Regions from separate parts of the Homo sapiens genome. Here region 2 is linked to region 1. Evidence: chromatin loops called from intact Hi-C (ENCODE). Cell type or tissue: GM12878. All regions are shown on one strand.

The links. Peaks named below come from ENCODE experiments on the same cell type or tissue, not always from the same donor. Only the 100,000 strongest peaks of a DNase experiment are listed, where the experiment ranks them.
Region 2: it touches region 1 in a loop (2.5-fold over the local background); 12 of 110 quality-filtered maps call a loop at or near these places.

What each region holds. Positions count from the first base shown.
Region 1 is chr12:91,325,549-91,328,048 of GRCh38, forward strand. LINC02823 (long intergenic non-protein coding RNA 2823) reads left to right here and starts at 1,378. Exons shown (of 4, transcript NR_183611.1): 1 at 1,378-1,672. All of the region lies in intron 8 of LOC105369896 (a long non-coding RNA gene), which reads right to left. In GM12878, a CTCF peak has its summit at 1,091 (motif pointing left); a DNase peak (open chromatin) is centred at 1,105.
Region 2 is chr12:91,108,096-91,110,595 of GRCh38, forward strand. It overlaps LUM (lumican), which reads right to left. Exons shown (of 3, transcript NM_002345.4): 2 at 23-905. The coding sequence starts at 884. Among named protein-coding and RNA genes, the nearest start is that of LUM, 2.1 kb to the right of the region's middle. In GM12878, a CTCF peak has its summit at 1,128 (motif pointing left); a DNase peak (open chromatin) is centred at 1,136.

The sequences.
Region 1 (2,500 bases):
ACATGCAACTGCTAAGCACTTGAAATACGGCTAGTGCAATGGATGAACTAAATTTTTCATTTCATTTCATTTAAATTAGTTTAAAATTCAATGAAATACTCAAGTGGCCAATGGCTACTGCATTGGACAGCACAGATCTACAACTTAATGGCTAATGAATGACCATATTCATCTGTGGAGCAGAGGAGAGTGTCTAAAACAGCATAGTGACCAAAATAATACAAGCCTAAATAAAAAAGAATCATGATTTAAAAGACTACAATTTTCAAAACTATTAAGTCTTGCTTTCTGCAACTTGTGACTTAACACACCTCTTTGACAGATTCTTGTATTATTTCACCAGAAACAGAACAGAATTCAGTTGTGTTTCACTAAATACATGGCTTCATCTTTTGGGACTTGGTTTCCTCATCTGTAAAGTGAAGTGGTTGGACTTCGTTAGATCATATTTAAATTTTTCTTTCAGCTACAGAGTTTGGAAGCACATTTAAGTGAATTGCTGGGAAAAACTGTGTGTTTGATTTTAGGTCTCATCTGTGAATTCCTGTCTCATCATCAGAATCTCTCCAACATGTTTTCCTTTCCCTCTGTACTTCTGACTCCCTCTTATCTGCCCATAGTTCAAAAGATTTCTCCTGTCTGATAGATTTATCCTTCTGCATTTGTGCTGTCAAAGAGCTTTGTTTAGACAGAGTCCAGACATACTTGTGTGTTGCTTATGAATTCTAATTAAGAAGGACAACTCCACATGAGTCAAGGTTATCTTTAAAAAAATAGAACTTTAGTCTAAGATCAGAAAGGAAGAAAAACATTATAAAATAAACTTGGCAAAAAGAACTCCAAAGTTTAAACCAAACTAAGATGGGAAGCATAGGAAGCATGTTTTTCTTTCACAAAATCAGATTAATTCTTATTTGAAGGGTTCTTTGAGCATAAAGAAACTGCCATTGCAGAAATGCAGATTTCTGATGTGGCCACCTTGAGTTTGTTGAAGAAAAACAATTCTGAAAATTCACTCAGGTCCCTCTGGCTCCCCAGGTTCTTTGCACCCTGATAAAGAAAAAGATTACACATGCGCCACCTTTTGGAAAAAATGGGAATAGCAGCAAAGAGGTCAGATTCAAAGACCATTAGCTCTATTTCACCCTCAAAGGGAAAAACAAAAAGCCAAATATCATTTATTTTTATTATAATATTTAAAAGTTATATCCCCCAGAGGTTTATTAATCATGTGACATAGAACTATTAGTAAAGTCTGAATCAAAACTTGGATTTGGTTTTTCTCATTTTCAAAATGGTAATAAGTTGATTTTGCTTTAAAACAGTAAGTCTGAAATAACCACAAAATAGCAAAACACTGTCTCAAATCCTAATGTCACAGTTTTCATTTATCCTTGGTCATGGATATAGATCTACGGGGAAAATTAATTGTTTCTATTTATTCTATCCTAGTTACAATAATCCTTAACTTTAAGTATTGTACCTCCCTTTTTCTTAGTACTTAGAGTAGAAAACCAGAGAAGCAAATCCATTTATTTTACTAGAAAGAAAATTCTTACTTGTTTTATCTAGAACCATGAAAAAGAAGTGGTATCACAAATCTGCTTAGTTTTTTTGGACTTGAAGCGTAGAGTCGAAGGCTTTTGAGATTCCACAATGCTTGGGAGAAAATGTAAGTAAAATTACTGGTTACTATAGGTAAATACCTTTTACACATGTTAGGCATTAAGGCGTGCCCTCCAAAGTTATAATGACCACTGAGCAAAATATTCTGCAACTAAACAGTAGACAATGCTGACGTATAAAATGCTTCCAGGATGGAGAGGGGAGACAGCTGAATTTCATTTTAAACAGTACTGACATATCCACAAATCTGACTTAGAGATAGTTCTCACTAGACTTGCATATTGAAGTCACAATCATAAAACAATGCTCTTCATTTATTGTCTTTAAATTCTCATCTCTGTCTGAAGACCCTTTCAAACATAATAGAATAACAAAGCATAGAGGCAAATCTGAAAAATGACTGATAGCTTCTAAGTTTCTGAGTTCATTCTCCCAACATTATTTTGTTTATACAACTGACATGTATAAGAATTAAAGAGTTCTTAAAAATATTCAACTTGAGTCGTAATCCAAATCAGATTTTTCATTATTTCCTAAAAAAAGTGTTACAAAAGCTGCTGTGATTTTAAGTATAAAACGAACGCCACCCTTGTAAATAGCAGCCATAATGTTTTAAAAAATAATTCTCATTGAATATAAATGTACTGTGTTGACTTTTATATCACTCCTTTTCCCACTCTGTAAGTTTTAATGAAATTATTTTTCCTTAAAATAAATACATGAAAGATTGATTACTAAAACAGCATTATGTGTTTTATGTTCTGCCAACAGGGAGATGATAGAGTTGGGTTTAAATTCCTCAGCACGCCCTGCTGTGGTTGTCACTCATAGCTCTCCCTTTCCAAAAACCTCAAAATAGCTTATAATGCCACGT
Region 2 (2,500 bases), 220 kb before region 1:
ACAGGAACAGCTTTTTACTTACTCTCAAGTTGATTGACCTCCAGGTAATAGTTTTCAAGGTTTTCATTGACAGTTGGTATGTTTTTAAGCTTGTTATAGGACAGATCCAGCTCAACCAGGGATGACACATTGAAAGAATTTCCAGGTATTCCACTATCAGCCAGTTCGTTGTGAGATAAACGCAGATACTGCAATGCATTAAAACGCTTGAAATACTCATCAGGGATGTTGCTGATCTTATTGTTGTCTAAGTAGAGAGTTAGAAGAGAGACAGGGAGACCAGAAGGCAGTCTGGCTATCTGATTGAAGCTCAAGTCAAGGTATTCGAGTGATTTAAGACCTTTAAAAGCAGCTGAAACAGCATCCTCTTTCAGCCGATTGTGCTGGAGATGGATGAAGGTCAGGTTTACCAATCCTTCAAAAGAGCCCAGCTTTGTGATCTTGTTATGAGTAAGCTGCAGATCCTCCAGAGATTTGGGAAGTGGGCCCACAGACTCTGTCAGGTTGTTGTGGTTTATATGCAGCTTCTTCAGTTGTTTCAATTTAGAGAAAACTCTCCCTTTTATCTTGGAGTTTTCTAGAAGGTTGTGATCTAGAATGAGCCACTGCAGATCAGTTACATTCTCAAAGGCCTTTTCATCAATATGGTCAATCTGGTTATTCCTAAGGTAAAGATACTTGATTCCAGGAGGCACCATTGGTACACTTTTCAATTTCAGCTCATCACAGTACATGGCACTTGGGTAGCTTTCAGGGCAGTTACATTCTGGTGCACAGTTTGGTGATGATTGCCCATAAATTGATAGGGGAAAATCATAATCATAGTACTGGCCACTGGTACCACCAATCAATGCCAGGAAGAGAGTAAATGCACTTAGACTCATTTTTGGCAAATGGTTTGAATCCTAAATAAAGATGAAACATTTATTAATTAAAAAAATATATACTTTCAAGAAAAAGACATTCAATTTGCAACATTAAATTCATTAGAAAATGTGCATTTTGTTATTTTATAGCTATTTTTAGTGCATCTAACAGCGTCTTTTAAATTTTTATTTAGGTATGAGGACAAAGGTGTATGTTTACAACTATGTAGTGAGCAGCTTTCAGGTTAGATTGCGTACACGTGCGCCCCCTTCTGGGCGAGCCCAGCCTAATTGTTCCAGTCAATCTCCAGGCTCTTCCTTAATGAAATGCCTTCCTGTAAGAGGTTTCTGGGTGGTGTTCATTGACCACCGAATTAGACTACTGCTTCAGATCATCTCTCAAAAAAAGAGAATGAGAAGACAGTTTTTAACTGTATACTCTACCCTACCATTCGACATCATTAAAATGACTCATGAAGAAGATCCTTACGGGAATATGGGCAACCTGAGGTTTTGCTTGTATGTGGGAGGGAAATGGAAGGCACATTCCTTTAAAAGTGTCTGGTTACTGTTGGTTCTGAGGAAGGAGAACAGAATTCTTGGTGCTGGTGTGCATGCATACTAGTTCATGTTGTGCTTAACATTCTACACTTTTTAAAGCACATTGCAAAACTGTGTTCTGGAACTAATATTTCATAAATTAGCTATTTACTAAACAAAATATTAGTAATATTTAATAATTGCTAATGTTTATCAGGAAAATGTCACACATTCTGAAGGTTTCTCTTTCTGGAAAGAGATTCAACAGGTAGAGAAAGATAGTATTTTCCAAGTTTTCAATTAGAGTTATAGTCTCTCTCAATTACTCACAAGTTCTCTACTTTCTTCATGCCAAAATCGAAGATGCCATGGTTTGCATATCTGGCTTTTAGTGGCCTCACAGAATGGAGGTGGGAGAGAGGTGTGATGTTTTTAAAGTTTGGATTTAATACTGGTGTTAGAACTATCTAGTAAATTATTCAATTGAGAATATGAATTTGAAATAATGTGTAACAGTTATCTTCTCATAGGAACATGTTTCTAAGGTGAGGCTCAAAAAAGTACATTTCAATGTCTTAGGTGCAGCAATTTAGATATGGGAAAATTGGAATATAAGAGTTAGACTTTTATAGAGTGAACAGTTGTGGCTGAGGCAAAGTTGGTAGCCCTGGGAGATAAATCATTAATGTGACGAAAGATCTACATTCTAATAGATAACTGAGAATATTATATCTTTCTATGAAAGTATGATTACAAGCTTTTGGATCAAAGTAGTTTGGGATAAGCAGGATCTTTGGGGTTAGAAACTGAAAACGTCTTTTATTTGTTTTAATTTGAAATTGTAAGGCACTTTATTTCAGATCAGATGGAACGTTATAAAACAGCTTTTAGAAATACTTTGATTGCTGACATAAGGTAACATGTAGCCAGATTCTCAGTAAATTACTCTCTAAGATTTTAATGGGGGCATTTAATTTTGCTGACAGAACTTGGCCATAATAATAATTGCATAGCACTAAAAAGAACGTGATGACATATTCCCAGAGTTATTTTAAGTTATAGAATGTAAATACTGTAAAGATTTGTCTTGCTTT